2 separate regions of the Mus musculus genome follow, and region 1 is linked to region 2. Evidence: chromatin loops called from intact Hi-C (ENCODE). Cell type or tissue: heart. All regions are shown on one strand. Each heading gives the region's core, and the rest is flanking DNA. Links, peaks and the distances in the headings are about the cores only.

Evidence for each region. Peaks named below come from ENCODE experiments on the same cell type or tissue, not always from the same donor. Only the 100,000 strongest peaks of a DNase experiment are listed, where the experiment ranks them.
Region 1: a loop joins it to region 2, with 4 times the contacts of the local background. A loop is called at or near these places in 16 of 42 quality-filtered maps.

The regions. Positions count from the first base shown.
Region 1 is chr7:97,978,067-97,993,807 of GRCm38, forward strand. It overlaps Gdpd4 (glycerophosphodiester phosphodiesterase domain containing 4), which reads left to right. Exons shown (of 18, transcript NM_177696.3): 11 at 4,757-4,907. It also overlaps the pseudogene Gm19204. Among named protein-coding and RNA genes, the nearest start is that of Gdpd4, 66 kb to the left of the region's middle. In heart, for the core only: a CTCF peak has its summit at 6,564 (motif pointing right); no DNase peak of the experiment used is centred there.
Region 2 is chr7:98,111,103-98,126,843 of GRCm38, forward strand. Myo7a (myosin VIIA) reads right to left here and starts at 8,391. Exons shown (of 49, transcript NM_008663.2): 1 at 8,174-8,391; 2 at 6,614-6,673. The coding sequence starts at 6,631. It overlaps Capn5 (calpain 5), which reads right to left. Exons shown (of 13, transcript NM_007602.4): 10 at 15,144-15,340; 11 at 14,727-14,842; 12 at 14,140-14,276; 13 at 10,457-12,953. The coding sequence ends at 12,771. In heart, for the core only: a CTCF peak has its summit at 9,358 (motif pointing left); DNase peaks (open chromatin) are centred at 8,449, 8,799, 9,339 and 10,883; H3K4me3 peaks cover 742 bases; H3K27ac peaks cover 1,626 bases; H3K27me3 peaks cover 490 bases.

The sequences.
Region 1 (15,741 bases), core at 3,751-8,750, 140 kb before region 2:
TCTAGGAGATAGAAGAGACCAATACAGGAAAGAAGTAATGAACTCAGAAACAGGCTATTTGAAACCATAATTGGAGAGAAAAAAGAATATAAAGCATGAAGAATACTTGAACAGCTTTAGAGTAGAATTAGAAGAGCAAAGATTCAATCTGTTGGGTTTCAAGAGGGATTTAGTAATTCCACGTGGATATGCAACTCGTCAGAAAGTTAGTGATGAAAATGGAAACTTCCAAATCCTCAGGAGGAAACAAATATCCAGGGACAGGAAAGTCAGAGGTCACTAATCACTCAACAAAACCTGCCCCAAAGCATGACGATGTCAAACTTTCAAAAGGCAAAAAGGATATCCTCAAAGTAATAAGTGTTGGTATCAGGACCCCTGACATCACATCTAGGCAACAGCGTGACCCACACACCCTTTGCCAAGGCAACAGCCATCGTATTCCCAGAATCCACTTGACTCACCTCCCATCATTACCTGTGGCTACGTCAATATCTATATTTAAAAGGAAGACCCCTCTGATCTCCCTCTTTCTTTCCCCCTTCCCTTTCTGCTGCCACCTTGCCCTTTTCTCTCTCAATAAACCTCAAGTGGAACTGTTTGGTCTGGTGTGGTCTTTCTGGAGCCACACAACGATCACAACAAGTGTTCCCTGAGTACCTAAGACAGACAGACATATCGTTGTGGACCAGGAGAGGTGCATGTGAGTTCTAGGAGTTAAAGGTTCTCCACGGAACCACTTTGATCACAGCCAATGTGAATGTATTAGTTGCTTTCCTCATCACTGAGACCAATACCTGGCCCAAGTGGCCTGGAGAAGGAAAGATTTGGTTTGGGACTCACTGTTATGGGGGGATTCCATCCATGATGACAGGGAGAACACAGTAGAGCTGGCTACTTTATCCTGAGCCAGAAAGCAGAAAAAATGGAGATACTAGCATTTGTCTTTGTGAAAGTTGGGTTGCCACAACTTGACATAAACCTAGACATAACTTGGAAGATGGGATTTAATTGAGAAATCATTTTCATAGGATTGGCCTGGAGGCCAGTCTGTAGGGCATTTCCTCAACTAATAATTGACTGATGTCGGAGGACCAGCCCAAATAATAAGACAAATATTAATAGGCCTAAAGGTATATATAGACACCAATACCATAATAGTAAGAATTCTAGTTTGCATTACCAACAATGGATGATAATCCAGAGAGAGTCAATAAAGAAATGACAGAGTTAAGTTGTGCTCAACACCAAATGTTCCCAACAGACATCTATAGAACATGATATCAAATAGCTTCAGAACATAGATTCTTCTTAACAACACATTCAACACAACAACATTTAAGATAAATCATAAATCATATGATAAGACATAAAACAAATCTTAACACATTTTTAAAAATAGAAAGCATATTATGTATTTTTTCTAACTACCTTCCTTTCTTCCACAAAATTGCAAAATACAAACTCAGCACACAGAAATCTGTAATACTGAGAGTTTGTATTTGTGAGGTCCTAGGTCCAATTGTGGGGTTCCTAGCACCACACTCAATCAATAGTAGCATTGCTATGGCTAGTAAGTGGTCAGTTATCAAGAGATAGAAATCAAGATAGGTAGAAATCAAGAGGTGGGGGCTGGAATAGGTAAAGTGTTTGTTGTGTAAGCATGAAGACCAAAGCTCTAATTTCCAGCACCCAAATAAAAGCTAGACATGGTATCACACATTTGTATCCCCAATGCTGAGGGAACAGAGATAGGAAGGTTCCCATGTGCTAGCAGGTCTTGCTAGTTGGTGATCTCCAGGTTTTTGTAAGAGACCCTATTTCAATGAGTAAGATGGAAAGAGATAGAGGAAGATACCTGACACCAACCTCTGCCATCCACACATGAATGCATGGGATGACTTACTTGTGCGCACACACACATACACACACTCACACACACACAAAAGAAATGTGACATCAAGATCTGGGCATGGTAATACATACTTAAAATCCCAGCCTTGAAAGGCAGAGGTAGGAGAATCATGAGTTCAAGGTCACCTTGCACTACATAGTAAGACCCTCTCTCAAACAAACAAACAAACAAAATCAAGAAAACATTTTCATTTATACTAGATGCAAAGCAATATAACACTTGGGAATATGTTTGAAAAGATAAAAGATCTCAGTCCCCTAAAACCTATAGAACATTGGTGAAGAAATGGAAAGACACACAAAACATAAACATGTCCTAGATTTGTGAAATGGGAGACTCTGTGCTATTAAAACATCCATAGTACCCAAAGGACTCTATGGATTTGTGTGATCCTTGTCAACAGATCAATGACAGTTTTCACAGACCTAGAAAAAAGAGTTTTAAAATTGTATGAGACTACTAAAAAACCATAAACAACAGTTTGGAGGAAAAAGAACAAACTAGAAGGAATTATACTATGGATCTTCAAAATCTATTACTATGCTATGGTAATAAAAATAGCATGGATAGCCAGGTGTGGTGGCTCATGTTTTATTCCTAGAACTCGGGAGCTGAATGATAAGCCATTCCTGGCTTTGAGGGCCAGAGCTTCTGGGTTCTGTGTTTCAGTGTATTGCTCCATTTTCAAATCCCCTGCTCTTTGAATGACCTGTTACATATTTGTGTGTGGCAGTAATAGAAGTGTTCATATGTGTGGGCACATGTAGAGAGCAGAAGTTGGCATTGGCATACCTTTCTCTCTCATTCTTTGCACCCCTGCCTCACACAGAATCTCTCATTGAACTTGGATCTCATTATCTAGATTAGAATGGATGGCCAGGGAGCCCTCAAGATCTACCTGTCTCTACTTCCTAGTGCTGGAGTTACAAATGTGTGCTGTGTCCAGGTTTTATGTGGGTGCTAGGATCTTAACTTAGGTTCTCATGCTTGCATAGCAAGTACTTTACCAACTGGGCCACTCTCCAACCATAGTTGTAAATTTTATCCAGCAGGATTTTTATCTAATTACTATAGTTTTCATCACCAGAATTTCAATTTCTTCTTATAACACACACACACACACTACCTGTAGACAAGGTTTAAACTAGACATCACCTGCTTCAACCTCCTGCATGTTTTATCCCACCAAAGTTGGCTCTACAGAAATATTTTATATTCATGTTTACTTTGCATGTTAGTTGCAAATTTATAATATTATTCCATACTATCTAGTGTCCTTGTCTAATCCTATCCACTGTTATTTTTTAGTTTGTCTCTGTCAAAGAAGCTCACTGGCATATATGGACATATTCTTGGATCTTTACATCTCAAAGTTTTTATTACATGCTAGACATTGTAATTTTACATGGATGGGGGCTACTTTTGTTGTTTCCCTAAAGAATGTTGGGCTTTTTCTAGCAGGTCGATGAAGTAGAAGTACTTCTAACTAGTTTGATCCTCTGAAGAGGTCTTAAGCACTCTTATGGAGGTACTTAAGTGGATGTACACTGTTCTAGGTCTAAGTTATCTTCATTTCTAAGGTATGTCTTTCTCGAATCTGTAACGAATACCCATGCAATTACTGAGGTCTCTCCTCTCTTGTTGAATGGAATCGACTGACTCACACCTCATGTGAGTTCTGCCATTTGGGGGATTCTGATAATTTTTCTTTTCTTGAAAGTTGTTTGTCTAAAGTTTCTATTGCATTTATTTACTTGCATGTTTATGTATGCATGTGCATGGACACACATCTAGAGGTCAGAGGACAGCCGGTTTTCTCCGTCTACCATATGGGTTGTGGGGATTGAACTTAGGTTGGCAGGCTGGGCAGTGAATACCTTTTCCACTGAGCTGTGCCACCAGCCCGAAAGTTGTTCTTGCTAAGCTCCAAAAAGTTTCCTGTGTGCCGACTGACACTTTGTAAGACTTAAGATCTCTGTGTGCACTGCTCAGGAGCTATTCTTTGTTTTGGCATAGCTCCATCCTCTATGGGACTCTTCAATACATTGCAATTTTCTTTTCCTACTCTGATCTCTTTCTTCTCATTGCAGCAAGAAGGCTAGGTCCCTTTGGGCTCACCCTTCTTGTACAAAACTCTACTAATATCAGGAATGTAGCTTGTGTAATGTTACAGATTAGTTAATTGCTTCCCTCTTATCAGAAGTAGAATACTGCAGTCCCAGCTGTCCTTTGACTAATAGTTACTCCCTTTATTTTGTCCTGTTTTATAGCTGTGACAAGCTAAACAGCCTCTCAATACCTCATGACCATTTTAGATATTCTCTTGGTGATTATTTTAATGAGAAAGAAAGAGAGAGTGTAATAAAGTTAGGGATTCTACAGAACAACTAGGAAGTAGAGAAATCGGGAATTTGTTTTAGGTCAATGTGCAATGTGGAACAGGTGCTACTCTGAGAAAAGGCTCAGAAAAATCCAGAAAACTCACACAGAAACATGTCTAATATGGTCCTGGGGACCCTATCTCATAGTCACTCCCATTCACTATACCCTTAGGTCATTCCTGATGTCAGCAATCTTCTAAATAAGAAGCTACTCTTCCAGCACCACCAGTATAAACACACACACACACACACACACACACTATATATATATATATATAATTGATTCCCGGGCAGGAAAATGGTGGCATCTGACTGGCATTTAGTCCTTTGCTGAGATTGGAGGGAATGTGAGAAGGCCTTGCAAGGCTTGCCACCCTGAAGGGCTTTGGGGAGCCGTGTATGCCATGATAGCTAGGTTTATCCTCTGTACTTCTCCCTCTCTTTCCCCTCCTGTCTGCAGTTTTGATAGTGTGCCTTTCCTCATGCATGACTATGACCTGACTAGAACAACTAACATCAAAGAGGTTCTACCATCAGCGGCTGGAAACCACACTTCCAACTTCAACTGGACTTTCCTGTCAACTCTGAATGCCGGCAAATGGTTCTTAAAGGTAGGACTCTGGCTCTGTGAACTTGTGTGAAGCCCTCTGTTCAGGTTCCTGTGTCTAAAGAGAAAGGTAAAAGGCAAAGACTGATTAAAGCATATGGGGTCTCTCCCAGCTTAGTAGCAGGGCTGTCACATTTTCAGGGTATCATGGGTCAGCATTTACTAGAAAGATTGATAATACACTTGTAAACTCAACCCTTACTGCTTGTCCTACCCAAGCATTTCACATCCTTTGATAGTATGTTTGCAACACACATGGCACTTTCCTAGCTGTTTAGAATATTTTACAATTGTCATAAAGCAGACTTGGAAACATTTATTTTTGAATTCTTGCTATTTAAGAATGTGTTAAGTACCTCCTGGGTACAAGGCACATGGAAAGTAATGACAAATAACCCAAACGGAGCAGTATAAGGAGTATGCTGACAGCGCAAAGGGAACAATGTTACAAATGCACAGCTAGCATACATTGTGATAAGTGTCAACGCAAGTAAATTTCTTATTATTTCAGAAGCATATGAGAACAACTTCTGACTTAGTCTAAACAGTGAGGATGTGAGGTTCTGGAAGAAGACAGGCTAATTAAGGAAACTGTAAGATATAAAACATACATTATGTATGATATAATTTTGAGTCACCTTCTTCTTTAGAAAGTTGGAGAATACGTAATTGTAAAGGTATTATTTATGCTATAGGGAGATGGTTACCAAGGGGAACCACAGATGATGGTGGTGATGTATTTCAAAGATATATTACACTAAAGCCAGTGTGTGTAGCTATTTATATTTTAATGTTAATTATGTTCCCCCCAAAACTGTTTACACAAAACATCTACATGTAGCTTCTGGGAACCTGCCCCCAGTTGGTTCTGACTGGTAAGTAAGATGCCTCCAGCCAATAGCTGGAGAGGACAGGCAGGCAGGGTTTTAGGATTTCTGAGCTTGGGACTGGGAAGAGGGAAAGGGAAGAAGATCTGCCGTGCAGGGAGAGCGTGCTGGGAAGACTACAAGACAAAGAGCCGTGACTTCCATGTTAAGGGGCCGGGAGAGCACAGCCAGAGCGCAGACCAGTTGGGCAGCCCTCTGGGTCCAAAAGCCAAGGCAGAACACAAGATTTAGTAAATAGAAACTCGAGATTAACCACATAGAAGTTAGACAATGGCCCAGCTGTTGAGTTACTCAAGACATATTAAAATATAAAGATTATGTGTATGTCTTTCGTTTGAGAACATAAATCATGGGGCAGGTAGTGAACGCACCACTGAGATTTCATAATATATATTTCAACAAGTGTGTGTATAAGGAGGCACGTGTGGTCTCAGTCACGTGTGGTGCTGAAGGGACTTGGGAAGTGTGCTTGGGGATTCTCTGGAGGGAGGGGACGTGTCAGAAGAGCAAGAGGACCTCCCAGCAGTAACTCTGCCAGATCAGGAAGAAGAAACTCAACACGAGTGGGCTAAGTATTCAACAGGTGCTGTTCAAAAGTCACTTCAGGCCACCTTCTTCAGGGTCCTGGGGCAAACAGGCACTTCTTCCATGGAGGTTCCTCAAAGCCAGCCAGCCAGCTGTCTGGAGGGAGCAGTCTCTCAAAGGCCCTCATCATTTTTAAGTAGAAGCATGGGGGCTTCAAGACGCTTTGTGGATTCTTCTCCGCCAGAGGGCGCCATCTCACTTCCCCTGTCAGCAGCAGACCCTCACCGTTCATGGAGTCCAGGTATTGCATCTGTTTCCTCACATACTCCACCAGCAATTCAAGATGTCGAAGGTCCTCACATTTCTGGTTGAAGAAGGTTCTCCAGAGTGCAGCAGCCAGGCCGTGGTCATCTGAAAGGATCCCCTCTTCGTATCCCAAGATTGCTGCTTAGAAATTGTCACGAGGGCCATGTTGTTTGTTCTTTAGGATATAGGAATTAACCCCCATGATTCGGCCTCGCTGCTCCATATCTTCCCACACGAAATGAACTATGTCCGGCCTTCCTGCTTCATTCGGACTAGACATATCCAGACGTAAAGCAGGGTTATGAGGAATCAGGAGTTGAATGTATCAGGCATCTGACACCTCAGAAAGAACTCCTCGAAGTCAGTTTTCTCCACGCAGCTCATGTACATGCGGAGGGCCGCGATCTTGATATTCCATTTACTGTATTTCAAAGGTCCAGTGAATCCCATGGCTTCTGTTACCTTCGTGAAGGGACCGACCTTCTCTTCAACAGGCTTCGGGAAATCTTGGGTAGTAGGCAGCTTACTTGTGGTATTTCCTACTCTGCGCTGGGTCCTTTCCAGCAATCTGTTCTGACCCCACACACACTCGAGACTGATTCTTCTGGAGCCACTGGGAAGTGCTGCTCCACTGTCTTTGGGTAGGAGGCACTGATACCAGTTGGCTGCATACTGGAACCCACTGAGAGATGCTAGCCTGGTTCCTCTTCTAAAAAGGTGGAGGAGCCAAGGCCAAAACAGGGGTAAGAAGTGAAAAGGTACTTCAGTTTCCCTGGGGAAAGGCGACCATGCAAAGGAGCTACAGCACAGGTTCCCCCATTTCTCCCCTGCTCCTCCTGTCCCGCTCTCTCCAAGCCCCTTAACTCTCACTCTTGGGAGGAGGCTGGCTAGTGGACCTCCGTAAGCCAGGGCTACAGAGTGAAACCGTGTCAAATCTCAAACCATCATGCACATGTGTATGTGAGCATATGTGTGGGGTAGAAATCAGAAGACAGCTTTCAGGAGTTGGTTCTCTCATTCTATTACATTAGTCTCAAAGGTCAAACTCAGTCACGAGGCTTGATAGTGGGGGCCTTTGATGTAGGTGCCTGTTGAGCCATCTTGCTGAGCCACGTAATGTTTTAACAATGGAAGGGCTATTATGTATTAGATGTATACAGCATTGCTCCTAAAAATCTTATTAGGGTTTGTAGGATCAAATATAGTACTCAAGATGAGACAACGCTTCATCAAACTGAGGTGTTTGATGGACCTGTAGAGTTGATGATTTGAGTGGGTGGTATTTTAATCTAATGGGTAATTTTTCTGGGTTGTTCTTAGTTGGAACTTTATGGTGTTTATTACCAAAAGACAGCCATAATTATTTTCTATGGTTTGATTCCACCTGGGGGGTATAGCATGTAATATTTAATATTTCTGTTAAATATTGTTCTTGGTTTGGGTTTTCAAAACTTCCCTTCAATACTTTTCCTAGGGCTGGGAATGTAGCTCAGTAATAGACCCCTTACTTGGAATGTTCAAGGTCCTGGGTTTGAGCCTCAGAGTCATAAAAGAAGGACGGAAGCCCAGTCATTTTCTATTTTCAGATTCTGGGACTAGTTTTCAGTAGCAGGATTGGGTGTGTTGTTATGTTAGATTTTGGTGGGTATTTTTTTTTCAATGGCTTTAGCATGTTAGGTGGTATGCATATAGCATTTAGTTTCACTATGACTGTAGCTACTGTGAATTCTGAAACCTGGAGTTCACATTTGGTTTATTTGGGAGACAGGGAACTTTAGGCTTTACTGTAGGGCTTTCTTTGCTTTTTTCTGATATGTCATCAGAAGGTAGCTGAAATGATTGTTATCTGTGATTTAAAGTATTTAAAGGGTAGTATTTTTCAGTAAATTTTTGCTGTTGTTTTTGGGTTTCTATTGCTGTAAAGAGATACCATGACCATAGCAACTCTTACAAAGGCTGGTTTACAGGTTTAGAGGTTTAGTCCACTATCATCTTGGCAGGAAACATGGCAGCATGCAGGCAGACATGGTGCTGGAGAAGGACCAGAGAGTTCTACATGTAGACCCGTAGACAGAGGAAAGATAGAAAGAGAGATATACTGGGCCTGGCTTGAGCTTCTGAAACCTCAAAACCCACTGTCGGTGACACACTTCCTCCAATAAGTCTATATCAACTCCCAAAAGTCCACATGTCCTAATCCTTTCAAATAATGCCACTCACTATGAGCTTATGGGGGCCATTTTCATTCAAACCACCACAATTGTGAAAATCATTCTGGTGATTCATTGTTTGATAGTAATGACCATTAATTGATTGAAGGTTATAAATTGATCATTATTTATTAGTATCCCTATGCTTAAGAGACTTGTGAAAATCTAATAGTTGTATGTTAGTCAGATTTCTATTACTATAACAAAGACCCTGAGATAACAAGCTTACAAGAAAGAAAAGGTTCTCATAGCTCAGAGCTTTGGAGGCTTGAGGCCATGATCTGTTGGCACTGTTGCTTTAGTCACATCATGGTAGGGAACACATGCCAGAGCAAAGCTCCCAATGGCTGAGAAGTGAAATAGAGAAAGAAGAGACCTAGATTCCACATGCTTCTCCAAGGGCACTTCCCACAGTGACCTACATCTTCCAAATGTTGTCACTGTCATGAACCAGCCTTTAACACATGGATCTTTAGAGACATTCTAGATATGGACTACAACAGCCCAACTGATAATGAAATAACAGATATGGGAATTCTAGGATCTGTTCCTAGAAACTTAGTGAATGTTTGTTTCTCTTGCCTAACCAACATTTCTGGGGGTCTTTCTTATATTTCTTTTTAAAGTATATATTCTTACAGTAATAAAAACCCATTTCATTGTATGGATAGTGAACAGGGTATATTTAGCAACTAGTGAAGAACAGGCAGGACTAACAAGGCTTTCTCAGGAGAGCTGTGAGAAACTAATCTATGTGTAGCCAATGAAAGGAAGGTGAGATCAGGCTGCTGAGTTAGACACAAATTGAGTAAATGTACTAAATGACAAAACTGAGACCCTTGGAGTTATTGCTTCTTCTATTTAAAAAAAAAAAGCACCATTTTGTCTTATTGGACAAAATTAACTTTCTTATTTTCTATAAACTAACATATAACTTTATATAGTCCGGGCCCTAATCAGAAGAAGTAATGAGTAGCTGGTTGTGGTGTACATATATAACCCTAGAAATCAGGATCCTGGAGTAGAAGGATCATAAATTTGAGGCTAATCCAACCAACATAGCAAGACTCTATCTAAAGAAAAAGAATAATGTTTTTAAAAATGAGGACTTGGGAGATGGCTCAGTCAGTAAGGTGCTTGCCCTGCAAGCCTGAGTGTCTAGGCCGATGGATCAGGGAGTCACCAGACTTGCCAAAAGATCAATCTCTAGGTTCCATGAGAGAATGGGAGAGGGACAAAGGACAATACCAGCTTTCTCCTCTGGACTCGTGTATGGAGAGGTATGTACATACACAGATAGAACACACATAATACAAAAACTAAAAATAGTGTCAAGCAACCAAAATTTTCCTGTATTCTATGCTCTGAATAATATAGCAGTCTCCTATTGTGATTGTAACTTTTACTGATTATTTAAAAGCAGATTTCATATTATTTAACTCTTAGTTTATGTAAGTGAATAAGAAGGGTCAAGTAACAAGAAACACAGATACAGTCTTTTGTTCGTTTGGGTTGTTGTTGTTTTGTTTTTCTGCATAATCAGCAAGTCTAGAGTCAGGCTCTGTTAACCAGCCTTTAAATTAAGTTCTAGGAATGAGGTAGGTAATCTATACATCTTACTTTAATTTTTTAAATTTATTTTTAAAATGTATTCTCTGATTCCAATTTTTATTATATTTCATTATTTAAAACAATGTTTAAATTTAAATATATTTTGATCATATTCTTCCCCTCAAGTTATTCCAGATCATCTTCCCCTCCCTACCTGCTCAACTTCAATTTCTTCTTAAAAAAACAAACCTAAAACCCAATACAAACCCCCCCAAACCCTAGAAAACAAAATAGAACATTACTCAAGAAGAAAAACCCCCACCAAACTGTAACTAAACAAAAGCACATACACAAACTGTGGAGTCTATTATATACTGGTCAATGACTCATGGTCATGAAGCCTGTTTGCCCTGGAGTAGTTGATATACCCAGCATCACTCCATTGGAGAAAACTGATTTTCCCTAATCCAGCAGGTATAAATGACAGTTCAATTGTTATCCTTTACCCTGGTGGCTAGATTTTCACATATTTATTCATTAATTCATTTAAAAAATATAACAAAATAGAATATAAAACAAAATTATCACATCAAAATTAAAAAAGACAAACCAACAGAAGGAAAAGAGCCCAAGGGAGGGCACAAGAATCAGAGACCCACGCGGTTACTGTGCACGCTGCTTTGGTCTTTGTGGGTTCAGATGAACTTTGCTCATGGTGACTTAGAGAGCCTTGGGTTTTTGGTGTCCTCTATCCACTCTGTCCCTTACACCTTTTCTGCCTTCTCTTGTGTGGGGCTCCCTGAGCTCTGAGAGGAGAGATTTGATGAGCATCCCATTTAGGGCTGAGTGTTCCAAGGTCTCTCACACTCTAAAATGTCTGACTGTGGGTCTGAAAAAATCTATGGCACATGGCTCTCAAAGAACCTAGGCCAGGCCAACTCCATGGTTCCCTGCAAGCTGGTAGGGTAGTTTAGTGGCAAAACATTTCCTGCAAATGCTTTAGGGTCCAAGAATTTACTTTCCATGCAGAAAGGAGAAGGCAAGCCACCACAACAGCATCACAGATGTTGAAGACAACTGCATCACTAATAAGGATAAGAAGAGGGTAAAGTAATAAAGAAAAATATCAATTTATATAAAATTATAATCTAAAATTAATGAAAGTAACAAGATCAATGAGAAAAAACAGAAATTACAAAACAAAACAAGTTCAACTGAGAATTGAAAGAACCATAATGTGGGGAGTACCTTTATGACACTAGAACGCAGGGATGGAGGCTCATGTAAGCATGAGCTCGACTTCTCTAAGTTCAGTGAGCTGTGTAGGTGTTGTCTGCAGCAATGGGGCCTTGCTGTCAGTTTGTGAAGAGCAACCTGCAGTCTTAGCGACAGCCTCAGTTGTTTGGGGGATTCTCGTGGGACCTCTCTGGCCAACAACTCAATTAGATGCAACCAAATCCTGGTACTAGAAGTTTTGTTTGATGATCAGTTGGAATGCTTGTCTCTCTCATTATTTGGCAATTTCATTTAGAATTCCTTTATATATGTATATATTTTAGGTATATTTCTACTGTATCATGTTTTCATATTATCCCTTCATTTCAGCTGTCTTCCTCATACTCCTTCCCATAACTCTCTCTCCCTTCCCCTCCTCACTTGATCCTCCCATTCCAGCCCCACCCCCATGTAGTCATACCTATCTATTCTATTTCCCCTTTGTAGTGACATCTTTATGTTCCTGTACTCCCTTACTCAATCTAAACCTACCCTCTGTGGTTCTGTTGGCTGTAGCCTGGTTATCATTGACTTCACAGCTAATATCTACACACAAGCAAATACAGACTAGTTTTGTCTTTCTAGGTCTGGGGTAGCTCACTCAGGATAATTTTTCCAGTTCTATCCATATGCTGAAAATTTCACAAAGTCATTTTTAAACAGTTGAATAATACTCCACTGTGTAAACATACTGCATTTTATTTATCCATTCTTCTGTAGACAGACATGTAGGTTGCTCCCAGTTTCTAGCTATTATGAATAGAGCAACAAAGAACATGTTTGAACAAGTGTCTTTGTGGTAGGATAAAGCATTCTTTGGATATATACCAAGAGTGGTATGGCTGGACCTTGAGATAGACTGATTCCTTCCTGTCTTCCTGAGGAACTGCCATACTGACTTCCGTAGTGACTATACAAGTTTGCGTTCCTGCCAGCTATGGATGACTGTTCCTCTTATCCTTGCCAGAATGAGCTATCATTTGTTTTATTGATTTTAGCCATTCTGACAAGTATAAGATTAAATCTCCAAGTAGTTTTGTTTTGCATTTCCCTGGCAGCAAAGGATGTTGAACATTTATTTCATTAAGTGTTTCTCAGCCATTTGAGTTTCCCCAACTGAGAAATCTCTATTTAGATCTGTACCCCACTTTTATTGGATTTTTTTTTCTTGATATCTAGTTTCTTGAGTTCTTTATATATTTTGTATATTAGCCCTATATCAGATGTGTAGTTGGTGAAAATCTTATTCCATTCTGTAGGCTGATACTTTGTCTGAATGATACTGCCCTTTACCATACAGAAGATTCTCAGTTTTATGAGACCCCATATGTTAACTATTGGCCTTAGTGTTTGTGTTGATGGTGCTGTTCACCATTTTCTTGTGCCAATGAGTTCAAGGATATTTCCTATTTTCTCTTCTATTAGGTCCAGTGTATCTGGTTTTGTGCTGAAGTCTTTGGTCCATTTGGAGTTGAGTTTTGTGCAGGGTGATATGTATGGATCTTTTTGGAGTCTTCTACATGCAGTCATCCAGTTTGACCTGCACAATTTGTTGAAGATGATTTTTCCAGTGTCTATTTCTAGCCTTTTTATTTAGAATCAGATATCTTTCAGTGTGTGGATTTATGTCTGGGTCTTCAGTTTGTTTCTATTCATCAATATGTCTGAGTTTTTTTGTACCAATACCATCTAAAATAATAGAATAAAGGAAGGAGTTAGAAACACAGGTCAAAGGCACAGAAAATATTTTTTAACAAAATCAGAGAAGAAAGTTTCTCTAACCTTCAGAAGGAGATGCCTATCAAAGTACAAGAAGCACACAAAACACCGAATGGACCGCACCATTTAAAGTAAAGAAAGCCCCCTTGGCACATAATAACCAAAACACCAAACATGTTTTAGTTAAAGGAATGCAGGGAAATATTAAAACCTGTAAGGCGAGAAGACCAAGCACATACAAAGGCAGACCTATTAGAATTATACCTGACTCGCAATGGAGACTCTAAATATAAGATATGTTTGCACAAATATGTAAATATAGCCTACTTAGTCCATTTTTGTTTGCTGTTTGTGTGTATATGGTTTCAGGACTGACTGCTGTGAATCAAACAATATGGGGGTACCATTGCTGGGAGAGAATGCTTCAAAGCTGACTCCCCGGTCCTCTGGCTCTTACCATCTAATAGTGCCTATCATTTCAGAAATTATCTCACGTTATCATTTCAAAATAATAAATTCACTCCCAGTAGTAATTTTAACCTAATAGTTATAAATGTACACAGTTTCCTTGATTACATGGGAGGTGGTTATGTTCTTTCTAATATGTAATGCTGTGTCTTTAATAGGGACCTAGGGTTTGTCATACTTGATTGAGTAGAATATATTCTTAAATGATCCAGAAGACATGACCTTGATTTCACAATTTGTCAAGCGTTGCTGCAGGGAAAGGGAAAACAGATTATTGAATATATATGAATGGATGCATTGCCATGTAAAGCAGAGGAATAGACGCATACCTTCCTGAATTGAAGGGTCAGGGAAACAAGACCAAATACAAAGAATGGTTTACAGAAGTATAAGATTCAGATTTTTAAAAAAGTCTGCATTACATGACCATCAAAAAGTAGAGCACAACAAAACTCTCAGACGAATAGTCGTGACTAGAGGGTATCAGTTATTTTTCTGTTGCTGGGATAAAACACCACGACGAAAAACAGCTTAAGGAAGAAGGGATTTATGTTAGCTCATAGTTTCAGAGGGAAAATCTACAAAGGTGGGGAAGGCATTGCGTGGTGACAGGAGCAAGACGCTGGCTGATCACATCTTTATCCACACACAGGAAGCAAAGCAAGAGGTGAGCAAGGCTAACAATATTAAAGCCCGCCCTCAGTGACTGCCATACTTCCTTGCAAAGCTGCATCTCCTAAAGGTCCTATAACCTCTGTAAGCAGCACCACCAACTGGGGACCAAGTGTTCAAATATATAAACATGGGGGACATTTTTAATTAAAATCTCTACATTTGACCCCTTGGCCTTAGGAAATCATGAGCATGTCATTACACAAAATGCATTTAGCTCAACTTCAAAAGTTCCAGTCTTTAACAGTCTTAACACCATTACAAAAATCCAAAGTTTCTCCTGAGACTTGAGACAATCTCTTAACGGTTACTACCTGTGAAAATTAAAAAACCAAAACAAAACAAAACAAAAAACCAAAAAACCAAAAAACCAAAAAACTAAACTAAAACATTCCAGCATACAATGGTACAGAACATACACTCCCATTTCAAATGGGAGAAATGGAGAAACAGTGAAGAAAGATTGGACCAAAGCAAGACTGAGCCCTAGCCGGACAACACTAAATCCTGTAGCTGGGGTCTGGTATCTGGGGTTTTAGTTTCAGAGGGCTGATATGGCTTCACCCCTACAGATTTGCTGTCTGTAGCATAAAGTTCTCTCTTGGACTGAAACTCCTACTCCTTGTGTGCAGCTGTCCTTGGCAGATGTCTCATGGCTCGGGCATTCACTCCCCCTACTTCACCTTCAAATTGCCAGCTTACCACAAACAAAATTCAGTAGCTTCATGAGAAATGAGATAATTTATTTTGGAGCCAAATTTAAATAACCATGGCCTGGAAACACAGATTTAGGTTAACCTAAATACCATGTTTCTATATGGATTTAGTTTCATAGATTTACAGAACAAAACCATCATAAATCAAGTCAATGTTAAAATATAGTGGAGGAAGCATCAGAGAGGTGTTTACAGCAAGATGGGCGAACATCCCCTTCAGGCCTCAGATGGTATTCTTAGTTTGAGATGGTTGATGGAAGTCACTAGTCTTCTAAGTAGATTCTAAGAAGAATCTATTACTTATAAGATGTTAGTTCTGGCAAAGAGGTGGGCAAGGAATGGCCATTTAGAGAGTTTCAGTTAGCCCAAGATAAGGTAATTGGTCTCTGGACCTACAGCTTTTTAATCTCTCCTCATCCCTGCAGTTCTAATCCGTGAATCAAGGAGTCATTGCAGACATGGCTTCCTTCTAGGAATTCTCATTGACAATGACTTCATTCAGTGGCCTC
Region 2 (15,741 bases), core at 6,577-11,576:
CCCCATGGCATCCCTGGGTTTCTACATGGCAAAACCTCCAGATCCTGGGAGGTGTGCCTTCGGCCAAGTTCACACCAAAGTCCCATGCAGCATCCTAGGGCTGCAGTCTCCCGTGCGCTTCTAGCCCCTGCATCCCATTTGGCTTCTGACTTCCTGGGCAATTGAGGCTCAAGCAAGTGAGCCTTCCCCTCCCGGCCCGGGGCTCACCGGCAGGACCGCGAAGGTCTTGAGCGTTTGGTTCAAGTTTCGCACCAGAGCCCACTTGCCAGGCGGCGGGGCGGGTGCCTCGCCTGGGTCAGCAGGGCTTCCGGGGGACTCCATGGTGCGCTGGGTCTGGTGGCCTCACGACACGAAGCGGGCTCCTAATTCACCTAATCCCGCACGCCACCCGCTTGGGAACCCTAAACCCGGCCATCTGCCAGGGGCCCATGGCAACGGCGGCTTAGGTGACGCCCGTGGGCCTGGAGAGGAAGGGGCATTGCCTGCTACGACCCCTCCCACTGAGGGACCTTGACACCCCCAGATTCCCAGGGTACATCTCTGGAACCGCAGCCAGGAAAGAGCTCCAGAAACCTCATCTTGGCCGCAGTGTTGGAGAAAATCGGTCTGTTTTCTGCAGGAGGAAAAGCCCAACTACTGTAGGGGAGGGAGCACGTAAACTTAGAAAAGTTTTAGGGCTACAGAGCAGGGTGGTTCCCAGCAACTAGCTGGGGAGTGGAAGCTGGTAAATAAAGTAAAATAAAAATAAAATCTGGGGGCCTCTTTCCAGCCACCAGATCCATTGTCTGCCCTCCCCCACTATCTTTTGCAGATCTTTGTGCTGTTCCAGACAGAGGGATAGCACAGAGGGCTGATAAAAGCTGGTTACGTAAATAAATAAATAAATAAATAAATAAATAAATAAATAAATCTCCCAGGAGGCATCTCCAGGGGAACTGAACCTTGAAGAGCTTGTCTGATCCTCCTCCCCAAAACCCTGGGGTCAACTATGGGTGGTCTTGTATCTCCGAGGTTCCCCGGATTCCCCCAGGACCTCCAGCCACTAAGATGACTCGGGCTTACCTTGTAGGACCTTGGCAGCATTCCTGTGTCCCGGTATCTAAACAAGATGAGGTACCAGGCTCCAGTCGATGCAGAGCCCTGAGCCAGATGCCACTGTCGATCCATGATGCCCTCCAACCTCCTGCCCCACCTCAGCTTGTCTGTTTGTCTGCCCTCCTCTCTCTCAACCTCATTTCTCCTTTTTCTTCTCTTATCCATCTCACACAACCCTTCTGGTCTGGAACCCTAGAAACTCAAGTGCTCCCTTAGAAAACACCATCGGGGAGCAGAGCCTGGGGAGAATGGAGACCCTCAGAAGGCACAGGCAGCTCAGGGCTGTCAGGCCAGGCCAGCACCTCCTTCTACCCACACAACCCAGGCTGAGCCTCAGGGACACAGGACCTCACCATCCTACTGCTGCCCCTTCCTGCTGCCACCAACCCTTTCCACACTCAGGGACCCACCTTGCTCTCATGAGAGTGCCTCCTCGTGCCTGCCTGCCCATGAAACCCCTAAAATGAAGGGGAGGAGCCCACGTGGACTCTGGGCATTTTCTAACTGTCCATACAGAACCAAGGGTGGAGCAGAGCACAGAGGGTCCTATTAACACACCATGTCCTCGAGTTCTCATCCTCGTGGGATGAGACACAGATAAGGGAGAGCCACCAGATAAGGGTCAGTGCAGCCTTCGTATCAGCTCCGTGGACTCTGGAGCCAGACAGTTTAGATTCAATCCCACTTGGCCACAAGCGGTGTTCTTTGGGCAAATTCCTTTACCTGGGGTAATCCATGTCCTCCTCTGCATGTGGAGGGACGGTAACCGGGAAGAGGGGTTTGTGGAACCATGGGTGCTGTGAACAAATCCTGTGTGCTTGGTGGCTGCTGACAAGTGAGAGACTCTGAGAAGGAAAAGGTGTTCTAGATGGAGGGATAGCACAAAGATATGCAAAGGACAGGGAGAGGGCAGACAATGGATCTGGTGGCTGGAGAGAGGTCCCCTGGAGAGGTCCAGCAGGGTACTGGAAGGTTGTCTCTGCAGGTGACACTAGTAAAATAGGTTCTCTTGTGAGATAGAGAGAGAAGCTGAGAGGGGCCACTCCTTTTACACTAAGAATCTCCACTATGCACAAAGCTGACTCCTCTTCTGAAACCAAGGAGGGCTGAAGGCAGAAAGAGGGTGTTCTTCAAATGTTAAAAACAAAAAACAAAACAAAACAAACAAACAAACAAACAAAAAAAAACCCAGGTGTGATGACGCAAGCCTATAATACCACAGATGCAGAGGTAAGAGCACTGGGAGTTTGAACCCAGCCTATGCTACACAGTGAGCTCAAGGATGGCTTGAGCAACATAGCAAGAGTCTGTATAAAAAAAATTAAATTAAATAAAATTTAAAAGCCAGACAGTGGTGGCACACACCTTTAATCACGTGGAAGGCAGAGGCAGGTGGATCTCTGTAAGTTCAAGGTTAGCCTGGTCTACAGAGCAGTATTGTACTTTGGTGTGTAATTCTCCCTTCCTTTCCTGTGATTGGAAATGCAAAAAGTAGTTATAACTCTGTATTAATATGTTTGATGCGCAGTATGTAAAGCTGTAAGCTGTGAAGATGGAAAACGCTGTGGATCTTTAGAGGTTCACGTCTCTTATACACCATTGAAGTTATTTTGGTTTTTATATTGTATATTTAAGATCTTAGTTGTAAGCCTAAGAGAAGCCATAAAGGGAAAAAAAACCTTTAAAAGTGTTTTTAAACAATATTTTAAAGAATTTTTTAAAATTTATGTGTATGTGTTTGTGTGTCTGTGTAAACGTACAGCAGATGTGTGAGTGCACAGGTTGGAGTCCCTGGAGCTAGCTCCTAGCTGCTGTGAGCCAGCAACCTGACATTGTGCTAGGACCTGAATTTCAGACCTCTGCAGGAGCAGTAAGGAGAAGGAGGGGAGGGAGAGGGAGAGGGAGAGGGAGAAGGAGAGGGAGAGGGAGAGGGAGAGGGAGAGGGAGAGGGAGAGGGAGAGGGAGAGGGAGAGGGAGAGGGAGAGGGAGAGGGAGAGGGAGAGGGAGAGGGAGAGGGAGAGGGAGAGGGAGAGGGAGAGGGAGAGGGAGAGGGAGAGGGAGAGGGAGAGGGAGAGGGAGAGGGAGAGGGAGAAGAAGAAGAAGAAGAAACTCATAAAAAGGAGGATTTGAAAAAGGAATCAAAATAGTAAATTGGAAAAAATAAATTAAGCACAAAAGATGTCAATAATGAGAGGATTAGAGATGTTACAAAATGTCTAGAGAACAAATAGCTCAGCAGCAAAGGCCTTAGCAGGGGCCTGGGGATGGAGCTCAATCAGCGGAGTGCTTGCCCAGCACAAAACCCCAGTGCTACATAAAACCAGTCAAGGTGCATTCTTTAACCACAGTGCTGGGGAGGTGGGACAGAGGATTAGAAGTTCAGCGTCATTCCTGACTGCATGGCAAGTCGGAGGCTAGCCTTGGGTAAATGAGACTGGTCTCAGCAAGTCAAGTCCTCACCAGTAGTTAAGTAGGCACCACTTGAAAGGAAGAACTCGACAGAATGGATAAGAACACAGGATTCTACCAAGGACTTCCTGCCTGCACGAGACTCACTTTAGATCCAAGGTCTTTGTGCAGATAGCGTTCCAGGCAAACAGTAACCAAGAGAGAGCCGGGTGTTCACATCGGTATCAGGCCTAACAGATTCAAAGTCATGACTTGTAACAAGAGACAAAGAAGGCATTATATTCTATTAAGTCACAATCCAACCAGCATGTGGCCCAGAGCTATCTTCAAACCTTCTGCCTGCAGATCTGGGTCAAATTCACGTGGTTCCCACCCTGGCCTACCACAGAACACAGAGGAAAGTCATGTCAGACTGAAGTGAAAAAGCCTCTTCAAGGTCCTCAAAGAAGCTACGTGTGTACCACAGAGGCCAGGAGTCTCCTTTCCAATGTCACCTGGCCTGGCCACTCTGGGGACATCTTCCTGGGACTTAGGTTAGGAGGGACTTTTGTTATAGTCTCACAGCTTCCCTGATTCTGATACCCAGGCTTCCTCTCATCCTCCTGTCCCCCTGGGATCTAGCTGTCACATTTTGGCTTCCAGATGACACTCAGTTGGTCTGGAAACTTCTCCAGAGAGGCAGGGAACAGTCTTCATCTTCAGGGTTCTGCTTGGCATGAAACTAGGCCTCAGTGGGGGCTCTGTGGGGCAGGTGAATGAGGCTGGGTGAGGGGGCCCCAGATACCCTAAGACTCCCTAGGGATTCTGTCTAACTCATAAGGCCATGAAGACAAAGGGTGTGCCCAGACTGGCAGCAGGCTTCTCCACAAAAAGTCTCTACCCTGCAACGCCACCCAGGGACAGTCTGGCTTCTCCTCCCCGCACCCCCCGCCCCGGTCCCTGTGCCCCTCCCCAGGCCTCCTTTCCTTGACAACTGTCTCTCCATCAGCTCCTTGTTCCTGTCATGTCCGGGCCTGCCCAGATTATGTTTCAGTGAGTCTGCTGGAACCTCAGTTTCTTCCCGTGTGGGAAATAGACTGAGTTCCCACCCCATAGCTTCACCGAATCACTTAGGATGACAACCACAGATGCCATGCCTGGCCAGTTGGAACCCTTCACAAAGCAAAAGGTTTTCTGGGAGTAGCGGAGTTTGAGGAATTAGCCCACTGTCGTGCACGTGTCCTATGTGCCTGGCACCCTGTCGTGGCTCAGGAAGGCTGGATTTGAAGGGAGGAATGAAGATGAGTGAGTTGAATCTGTGGTTCAGGAAGGCTGAGGTACAGAAGGAAGGAGAGAAACTGAATGAATGACCTGCAATACATATTCCCACGGGAGGGCAACCTGCACATGGAAAAAGCACCATCGGATCCTCTGAGGTCTCCTGGGATTTCCTCATCTTAAATAAAGTAAGAGAAAAAAAGCACGGGAACACGGCACAGCACCGTTATCAGAAGGTATGTGGCAGCTGACCTCTGTGGACTTCTATGCTAAGCCGAGGCTGGACAGTTCTATTAGCAGGACATGATACTCTCAACCCTCCTACCATCAGCCCTTTGCAAAGTGATGGCAGCAATTAGCCTACAGCTTCATAGATGGAAAGCCAAGGCCAGGAGTCCAGCTTAGCTCTTGCATCTAAATGGTGCTCTTAGCTGGGCAACCCTCGGTACCCAACCCCAAGTCACAGGGGCCTGGTTCCCAGCAGGGAAGCTGAGGAGCAAGAGGAGGCTACCCTTGTTTCTAGTACTCTATTCGGGTCCAGGAATTCAGAGGAGACATGATCTCCAGGGTCACTGGAGCAAAGAGTCTCCCCAAAAATAGGCTGAGGCCTGGGAGGATGTAGGCAGCAGGAGGGGGAAGCAAAGGTCAGGGGAGGGAGCAGAGGGTGAGACCGGCAGGAGTGAGCGGCAGGCAGAAAAGGCAACAGAGTCTGGCAGTTCAGGGATTACAGCACAGGTCAGAAGGGACCTGGATGGGCAGCTCAAGGTCCCCCCCAGCATCATCCAAATCCAGAGCCTGCTGAGCCGGTCAGCACCTATGGCCGGGGCACCGTGGAGGATGAGAGATGTAATAGAAAGGTATGTCCCACTTGAAAATGGGTAGAGCCACCATTCACTTAAAGATCCACTACCAAAACAGTCCCTGCAAGACGAAGCTTGCCACCATTCACAGATAGTCAGAAGCAAACAGTCCAGGGGAAAAGAAGTCCAGTCAGGTAGAGGCTCTGGGGAACACCCCTGAGGCCTGTGGGGACCCTGGATCCTCCTTCTGGGGGGTGTCTGTGTGAATCACCACCCATCAGCCCCTTTTAGCCTGGCTTTGGCTTTCTCTGATGGGCCATCAAGCAAGCTTTCAGTCCCTGAATTTTTTCCTGATCTAGAGCTATAGCCTGCCTTTAACACATGGGCCCTGTGCAGCCTTGGGGTTTCCAGCCAGGCTGCTCCGTTGGCCTCTCATAGCCTGAGACAACAGGAAACTCGTGGCTGAGCCCCAGTAGCACCCGGCTTCTCAGCCCAAAGGCTCTGTGCCCGGCCCATCTGGCGCACTGCCTACATTCCTGGCTCCCACATTGGAGACCAAGAAGTTCATGAGTCTCAGGCTGATCACGGGGAAGGGCTGAGGGTCAGAGACCAGAATGGCTCTGGGGAGTAGGGGGCCTGGAAGGCTCAGCTGATGGGCAGCACCTGTGCCTCTTCCCTGGGGAGCTCCAGCTTGGGCCCTGTCACCCTGACTCACTTCTGCCCAGGTCCCCCCTAAGCAAACTTGCTAACTGCTTCCCCAAAGACCTTCTACACTGGGGCCGTTGCATGTGCTTCCTCTGTCTGGAATGTCTGGGACTGGGGGATGAATCATCACTCCTGCCCAGAGACACGTGTCAGCAACCAAAGAAGCCGTGGTGGCAGAGGTGGGAATTCTCACGGCTGGGTTCTGAAGACTAAGTAGGAGTTTGCCAAGAGGAAGAACTGGAATCCGTTTCCAATGGCTAAGCACATAGAGAGGAGGACATGCAGGGTGGGATGTGAGGTACCCAGCATGGCCCTCTGCAGCTCTGAGAGAGAGGAGACGCACTCACCTTCTGCAGAATAACCATGCTTCTACGTCAGCACACCTGCCGGAGTGACCAGACACAGCTCTGTGGGAAGAGACCATGGCACGCCCTGAGCCCAGGCAGCTTGGATCTGCAGGGCCACCTAGACTCCTCCCCAACCCCACCCCTACCCCTCCTCCCTCACGGAAATCTTTCTTGGTTTCCATCCTTCTGATTAAAGCTCAGTCTATGTGACCAGAGCCTCAGTTACCGTCACCACCTCCACTGCCCAAAGCTGCCCTCGTCATCCCAAAGGGCTTTGAAAGGAGTGTAGTCAGCCCTGTACCAGACATCAGCGTGAGGGGTGGGCTGTGCTGGGACAGGGACTAATGTCCTGAGGCTGCCCAAAGTTCAGAGAAGGACTATCTCTTACCCAAGGTCACACAGCAGGGCAGGGAAGACTTGGCACTAAGTAAGATTTGGACTCTGCTCCTGGTTCAGGACTGCTTTAGGAGTTTTAGGACACATGGCAGAATGATCTAACACCTGTTCGTGGCCCTCATCTCTTACCTCATCCAGCACAGAGCTGGACCCAGGAATAGGCTCGAGATGGATTTGCTGCCTCGAGTGTGGTCACCAGAAGCAGCCCCAGCCCATAGGTCTTGGTGTGAGGCCCCTCCATCCCTGCCTGGCCTGCCCCTCGAGTGAGCATTAAGTTTTCACAAGGGTCCATTCAGAGGCACTGGGACATCTGATCCTCTGCCCACGACACTGCCTGACACCTGAGCCCTGACCCCACGCCCTGGGTCTCTATGGGCATATGGTCCTTCGGGAGACCTACACCACGCTGGGGTCCTGGCAGGGGGATAATCCCAAAGGCAGCAGCAGTAGTTATGAGAGCTGGCGTCTGAAGAGGCTGCCTGGCCCCTGCCTCACTCATGCTGGTACAAGGCTGCAGGACAGACTGGGACTGTAGACTTGGAGGGTAGAGCTGAAGACCCATGGAAAAGCTCAGGTCTCTTCTACCCCATGCATGAGGCTCTACCTCTCCATCCCAGACTAGACTAGTGTGTAAGACTGTTGCTTTTCAAATTGAGAACAAAGAACCATAGTTTTTTGTTTTGTTTTGTTTTTTTCCCTAGACCCACAACTGATTTTACCTTGACCCCTGGGCAACCCCAGATGGTAACCTTCATGTTCTTGGGTCACGGATAGAGAATGTAAGGCACACAAAGAAGAAACAACGTGTGCAAGGAGAGATAGATTATCAGGGAGATGACCAAAAGACCAAGCAGAGAGAGGCATCCACACTTGCCCCCCCAGCCTCCACTCCCATCTTTCACCCCTGCCTCTGGATACCCCTGACCCAGCTCCAACCCGGAAACAACTCCACAGGCCCTGTGCTCTTCAGCTATTCCCTCATCTAGGGCATAAGCCTCCATGTGCACGGCTCGGGGCATTTTCTTTCCATGCCTATGGTGGCAAGGCCCCTGTAGGTTCAGGGGAGTCCAGTCCCAGGAACCTAAGGGCAGAGGCTCCAGAGGAGGCCCCAGCCTGTAACTCCTCCCCAGTCCAAAAGTTCCAGCCAGGGCAGCCCATCCTTACCTGGGTTTTATCCACACCCTCCGAGTCACCACCTCCCAGCCAGGAGCCAGGGGTCACAGGTCAGGAGGACTCTGGAAGCTGAGGCTGGAGCCTGCAAATTTTCAGCTCCAGCTTGAGCCTTGATCTGCTGCTGCTGTGGGCTTCCCTTGGGCTACTCTGTTTCTTGTCTCCCTGGGTCACTCTTTCTTTCTGTTCAGGGCAGCTGTCCAGCCTGCACTGCCACCCGCCCTCTCCCTCCAAAGCCTTCTCCCAGGAGGCGGAGCCCTGGGGGCCTCGAAGGTCTGGATGTGGTGACATCAGCATGAGGGGCGGGCTGTGCTGGGGCTGCTGACTAACGTCTAGAGGTTGCCCAAGGTGCTGTGTAAAGCTAACCAGCAGGGATGCAAGGCATAGAAGCTCCAGGGGGCACTGCTGGCCAGTGGGAACCTCGGGCCTGGGGCCAACCATCAGGACCTCAGGGTCTCTTGTCACATGTGTTACTACCTGCCATCTCTGCATGGTTAGGACACCTGATCACGTCCCATCTTCCTCATGATTTTGCTGGGTCTCAGTTCCCAGTAGCCTCCCCTGCTCACCCAGCTTCCCTCGTCAGGGCACTACTAGAGACCATATAAATGAGCAGGCTTGGCAATACCTGGAGCCTTGGCTGGACACAACATCCAAACCAGGACTCCCCAAGATGCACCCCACCCCCAGGCTCTACAACTGGCCCCCACAGCCTGTCCTAGGAGTCTTGAGTGTGCTGTTATCCAGACAGTTTGCAAAGCCACCTGAGTAGGAGCCACCTCACGCAGGACAGACTTACCCGGTGTGTGTGTGTGTGTGTGTGTGTGTGTGTGTGTGTGTGTGTGTGTGTGATTTAAATGTGTGATTTAAAAAAGGGAGTGGGTGGGAATGAACAGGACACAAATACTCATCATGGTAGATGAGGAAGGAGGCTGAAGGACTCCTCTTCCTCTTCCTCCTCCTCCTCCTCCTCCTCCTCCTCCTGAGACCTGGCCCCTTCTTCTGCCCACACTTGCCAGCTGGGACATCTACTCAGGAAAGCTGCTTTTCGGTGGGGGTGGGTGGGTTAAGGTGGGGAGGGGAATAGGGTGGGGTGGAATCTATAGTGGTATGGAGTGGGGAGAATCAATGGTGCAATGGTGCCACCTGCTGGGCACAGCCAACTGCTACAAGACTAAGGAAAAGCCGGTCAACTTCCTCATACCAGGGTGCCACAGTGAGACCAGGGTCCAAGGTTGACTTGCACCCAACGCAGCCTTCACCTACGAAACTGATACTTATGAGTCAGGTGAGTAGCATGAGCCTACACAGAGTGGGAGAGACACAGGTTGGAGCATCCAGAGCCCAATCGACAAGGCGGCAACTGGGGCAGGTGTGCTTCGTTGAGGCTGAGGTGCATGCTGGGAAGGCAGTGGGTGGGTGAGAAAGTGGTCTCAGAACCATAACGGAGACATTTCCTCAGCACCCAAACTCGGCTAAGCAGGTCACCCGATCGGAGAAACCTAGAAATCCATGCTTGTTTTCCCCAAAACAAACCACCTGAGATGGTGTGTGTCCTTACCACCTCATGCTCCACCGTACCTCTCCAGGTTCTGCCTGTTTTCTGCCCTATCCAGAAGGGGCACTGGTTTCTGGCACCTGAGCCTCTTAAGGGCACCACATCTGAACCACTGCAGAACTGGTCTTAGTTCATACAACCCTCGCCCCTTCAAATCCAATCTATCGTCGTATTCCATCATTTCGTTTTCCACAACCCGACCCAGCTTCTACCCGTGGCCCTGCCCATAAATTCCTAGCTCTAGCTACCGCACCTTCCCAGGATCTCTGCTCTGCCACCTCCGTCTGTGGCCTGCATGTAAGTCTCTCCTCTCCACTAGAACAGGGCACAGATCTTGAACTCAGAGACTAAGAGTCAGCTCCTAGGGACACTGCTTATCAAGGACACTACAGTACTTCGATCAGACATGATTTGTACATTTTCCCCAGTTGCTGGAAGGCTGCTGCAGAGCAGGAACTGTGTGCCCCCATGTCCCCAGGGCCTGAGATGGGCAGAGCTCAGCAAAGCCAGCCCCACACTGACTGGAAGCAGGGAACCTGAAGGATTCCACAGAGCTGGGCTCTGACTCACTAGGTAACCAGCAAGGCCAGCTTTTATCTGTGATTCCCAAGGCCTTCCTTGCTCATCCTTCTGACCAGAGGTCAGCTACCCATTGTGCCCTCTGTCTTTACCCTTGTGTGTGGGGGGGTGCGGGGTACGGGAAAAATGAAACAGACAGATCCCTCTAGAGCGGCAGTAATATTTATTCTGAGAAGATAACAGAGTTCCTTTCCCTTGACCCCAGGGCATTGTGGCCTGGAGGAGTGAAGGCCAGGCCCTGTTGGTTCACGTAGAATACACTGTAGGGCTGATCTCCTGCAATTGGAAGACTACAAGGCCTCCTGGGTGCAAACGATAAATGAAGCCACGGCTATCCCTGCTCCACCCTGTCCTCCCTTGTCCAGTCTTCAAGGCTTCTTGGGGACCGGAAGTTCCTTCACAGCCAGGAGCCAGCCTGGCCTAGCTTAAGAGAGAGGAAGCAAGAACAGGGCTGCTGACCCAGTTCTGCTAGAAGTGGGAGGCAGTGGCTAGATGCCAGGTGAAGCATCGACTCGTCTGCTACTTGGTCCCTGCTCGCCCTGTGCCTCAGAGGGATATGGCTGAGCTAAGACCCCTATGTCAGGCCCTGAGACCCAAGATCGTGAGGCTCACCCTCCCTTCTTGACTGCAGTCTTGGTCTGCAATAGCCATCGAGAAGTGAAGTGATCATGTGACCGTGCGGAGTGTATGATAGACTGATACACAGCGGAAGTGGTGTGGCCTTGCTCTTATCCTTGTAAGAGTCCCTCACAAACAGGAGTCTCGAGCCCCATGCTACAGAGGGAGGAAACGAGGCACGGGAGGTTGAAGTGATTTGCTCCTGGTGAAGGGAAGCCCCAGTGTGCAGGAGGGATGCTCTCATCTTTAATTCAGCTCCTAGCCCTTCCTGTGGACCGGGTCCCAGGCCAGAAGAGCCACCATGGAGCAAGATGGCAGTCAGAATCCAGCACCTCCAGCCAGGAAGAGGACCACGTTGGAGGGACCAGAGGCAGAGTGTAACAGTTCCAAAAGGAATTGTGGCTGATAACTCAATTGTATTATTATTATTATTACTATTTATCTACTAAGTCTGGCCTGGAAGCTGAAGGAGGGCACAGAGGGGGACCTGTGAGCCACAGCACCAGTAAACAAGAGTTCCTCAGGAATGCAGGTGGCAGCCAGGAATGCACATCTCATCTCTGTCCCCCTCTGAGATTCCTCCAAGAAGGTCCCACTGTGAGCACCCACCCGTGCCCTCTCGTGCTCAGTGTCAAGATAAAAGCAGACGCTCAACAAAATGAGCCTGCAGAGGACAAATGTGGGGGCTGGCCTCCCTCACTCGGAGATTTTGTTTAAATGCTAAGACTATCAAATGTTGGGGATTGAGAGCAACATTTTGGTCTGGACAGTAAAAGCATGGTGGCCTTCTTGGCTCTTTGGGGATGCTGGTGCAGAGCCCTCTGGTCATGAGAAGTCCCCATCGGTGACACTTGACAGATGATCTAACCCTGAAGGCCTGGTACCATCCACCCTAGAGTCCTTTCTTCCAAGAAAAACCCAGGGTCTTTCAGCAGAGGCAGCATGTGTTCCCCTTGGGTCTCCCATAGCCTTACATCAACCTGCCTGGCCAGGCCACTCCTTCCAACACCACAAGCAGAGGTTGGGAAATCATACTTTCTCACCAGCATGATCATAGCTCTTCAGAGGGTGACGGTGAAGTCAGAGCCTGGAGCTCAGGAAGGGATCTGCCTCCGAGAAGACCTGAGAATCGGGAAGCCTAGGGAGGCTCGATGGGCTAATTGGGCAAGTCTATATTGAATAACTAAATGAATGGGGGTCAGGCATTAGACAATGAGCAGATGTCTCCTGCATATGCCAATAAGGGTTCTTTCAAGATGGTTTTAAAATGGGCTGTAGTGGGATTGGGGATGTAGCTCAGTTGGTAAGTGCTCGCCTAGCATGCACAAAGCCCTGGGTTCCATACCCAGCACCACTCAAACTGGTATAGTGGTACGGCATTGAGGAGGTGGAGGCAGGGGGATCATAAGTTTAAGGTCACTCTAAGCTACATAGCAAAGATCTGGGGAGGGAAGCAATCTCCCCCATAGCAAACAAGGAGAGGGAAGGGGCGTGGGACATGGCAGTTTGTGTGTAAACAGTTGACACTTGGCACTCCTGGCAGACAGCAGGGCCTGGGGAAACGTTTTCAGCAGATGGCCCCTTAACAGCAGCGCCCACTGGGTAGAGAGAACTGCATTAAATCTTAGGCAAGAAAACTCCCCCACAAGACGGGAATTCTTTGGGGCCCTCCAAACACTGAGGCTCAGAGAGGGCAGGGCTCTCTTCAGGTCACACAGTGGGTCAGTGGAAGAGTGAGGAAAGGGCCCCAGTGTCTGGTTCCCAGGCTGGTCCCAGGCAAGGTGGGGACATGCGAGTAGTGGTGAGGACTAGTGGGGCAGGACAGGCAGGCTGGGGTCAGACAGCCGTGAGAGAGGCACTGCAGAGGACTCGCACAGCTACAATGCCTGGCAGGTCACTGGGCTGCCGGCTACTGCGGTCCTGGAGATGGAGGGTGTGGAGGTCCTGCAGGTCATCCGGGGCAGTCTTCAGGTGCACCTGGCCCAGGAATTCATCCTTCAGGACTCGGTGATTCCAAACCTGAGAGGAGACAGAGGGTGAAGAAGGAGGGGTTTATCTAAGACCAGGAACATAGCCTAGGGCAGTGGGGAGTGAGGGCAGCCGGACCTAGAAGCCTCTTCACTCAGTGCAAGCCCAGTCAGGGAAAAGCCCATGGACTGATGGGGTGCCCTCTTCCAGAGCCTCAGGCTCCCCATAAAAGCATGTTACCACTTAGAAAGCTCAACCTGTCACTACTAGCTCTAGTAAACTTGAACTGGGTTGGGAGGGGGAGGGACTTTGAACTTGACCTAATTCTGCCTGGCTCCTTTCTTCCTTCCTTCCTTCCTTCCTTCCTTCCTTCCTTCCTTCCTTCCTTCCTTCCTTCCTTTCTTTCTTTTTTCTTTCCTCCCTCCCTCCCTCTCCCTCCCTTCCTCTCTCCCTCCCTCCTTCCTTCCTTCCTTTCTCTCTTTCAGGAGACAATGTTTCACTATGTAGCCCTTGCTAGCAGTCTAATCTACATAGATCGGGCTAGCCTCAAATTTCTAGAGTCTGTCTGCCTCTGTCTCCTGAGATTAAGATGTGGGCCACCACACTCAGCATCTCATTTTAATATTTGCCTTGAATTACCTGCCCCTAATGGTCCTTCTAGACTCAGTATCTACAAGTCTGTGATTTAAACCACTGGGACCGAGTGTTAAGAAAACTTGGAAAATCTAGTAACTCCCCCAGGGTGCTACGCATTTGTTTACAGATGGTTTCCTGCCCAGAGAGAGGCTGCTCTGGCCCCGGGGACAGAGGAGAAGGTTCCTTGATAATGAGCTCAGAGTCACCGTGTTCCAGTCATGTTGGACTGAGAGAAAGGAACTGTGCCCAAGGTCACTGGCATTCAGATCAGCTCCCCGGGGCTCTTAGGAGACAGCCACACACCACACATGACCTCAGTGTCACCTTCTCAAGTAGACTGACTGTGGAAGCTCTGAGGAAGAGTGACCAAGGCTTTGGGCCAGGTCAGCAAAGAGCACCACTGTCCTCAGCTGGGAGACCAACCTTGTTGGTTCTCAGACCCAAAATGACTAAACATCAGCCCCCTCAGAGGTGCAAGAGGTGGGGCAAGGCAACAGAAGCTTGCACCTGGGCTCATACGGAAGGGTTCTCTGCCCAGGGCCCTACCTCTCGGATCGACAGGCTATGGGAGGGGCAGGATATGCTTGTGAGTGGGTCTCACCTGCACGGTGATAGGCTGAGCCAGCTTCTTGCGATAGAAGATGCCTTTTACATTGTACTCTGGTGTCGAGGTCCCTCTCTGCACAGCTGAGCGAACCTTTTCGCCCTCACACTTGATGATCACATATGAGTTTGCTCCTGGAGAGAGGATTGGGGAGCTGGGGTGAGGACGGGGCTGGTACAGAGCCTAATGGGACAGGTGTCTGGAAGGTGACATGCCAACCTGATCTTTGTCCCAAAGGGGAAGGGGAAACAGGACACTGATTCACCTTCCTAGTCCCCTACTTTCTAGGGCCAGGTAGAGGGAAGAGTACAGAGTGGCCTCTGGCCTATGGTTCTTGCCAATCGTTCTCTGTATATGGGTTTCTCAGCTCAACACCTTCTCTAGAAGAAGAGAAGCTGTCTCTGAACCCCCAGCGGCTATCTGATGTCCCCACCACATGGGGGCGCCAGGGAGGCACGAGTGGACCTCTCTAGAAGCTCACATCACCCGCTGGATGGCTGATGGTCTACAGGTGCTGAGGTCTCAGGAGACTGGGGTGTGCACTGAAGTAGAGGGAGCCTGAGGTAAACTCCAGAGGAGCTCACCTGTTGGGGAGTCCTTGAGGCCAGCAGCCCCCAGGACATGTACCTGGGCCACCTGCTGAGGGTAGCCACAGAGGGAACTCCAACAGGTCCGAGGGGGCTCATCCAGGCGTAGTTCCCTGAAACAGGGCAGGATAGGGGAATGGATGGGCGGCATAAAGACAAATGTGCAGATGGGGTTCAAAACAAGGAGCTAAGCAAACCTCATGGCAAACTCAACCACACCCACTACCACAGGCCTCCAGCCTCTCTGCCCCACCTCCTCCTCTCAGGACGGCAGAGCACTTAGCACTTATAGATACTATTTCTCATCCTCAGATGACAGATGGGACATGTGGTAGTAATGGTAAGACCCATGTTAAAATCCAGCCCAGCATGGGGTATATATGCATGCGGTCACTAGCCCTAGCCCCCACACACCGGCAGTTGGAGGGGACATCTGTGAAGACTCGGAGCAGGAACTCGCCAGTGTGGCCTGGCTCAAAGGTGGTAGGGATGATAACGTAGCGGCCCTCGGGCAGCTCTGTCCTCAAAAAAACGCTGCGGGAATTGATGTAGATGGAGCTGGCGGCCTTATGCTGTAGGCTGTGCATACGGTATTGGCGGTTCTCTTCCACCTGTGTGGAGACAAGAGGAGATGGGGCATAAACAGCCCCGCATCAGAGACTATCCCATCTCCAAGTGGCTACCACGAAAGGATCAGTAGGATACACAGACAGACAATATCCAGAACTAGCACATCTATAAGGACAAGATTAGGTTAGTGTTTGGTTAGGGCTGAAGGGAAGGGTATGAAAAGCACAGAGGCCCTTGTGCTCACAGATGAGCACCAGGGAACCAGGAATGTTAAACACACAGAGTGATAGCTGGGAGTGGAGGTGGCTGATAAACTGAGACCACACCAGATCCTCCAGACCCTTACGATGCCCATGCAGCCAATCTACAAAACCTAGCCTTGTGAAGATGCCCCATGCAGTCAATTTACAGAACCTATCCTTATGAAGATGTCCAATGTAGC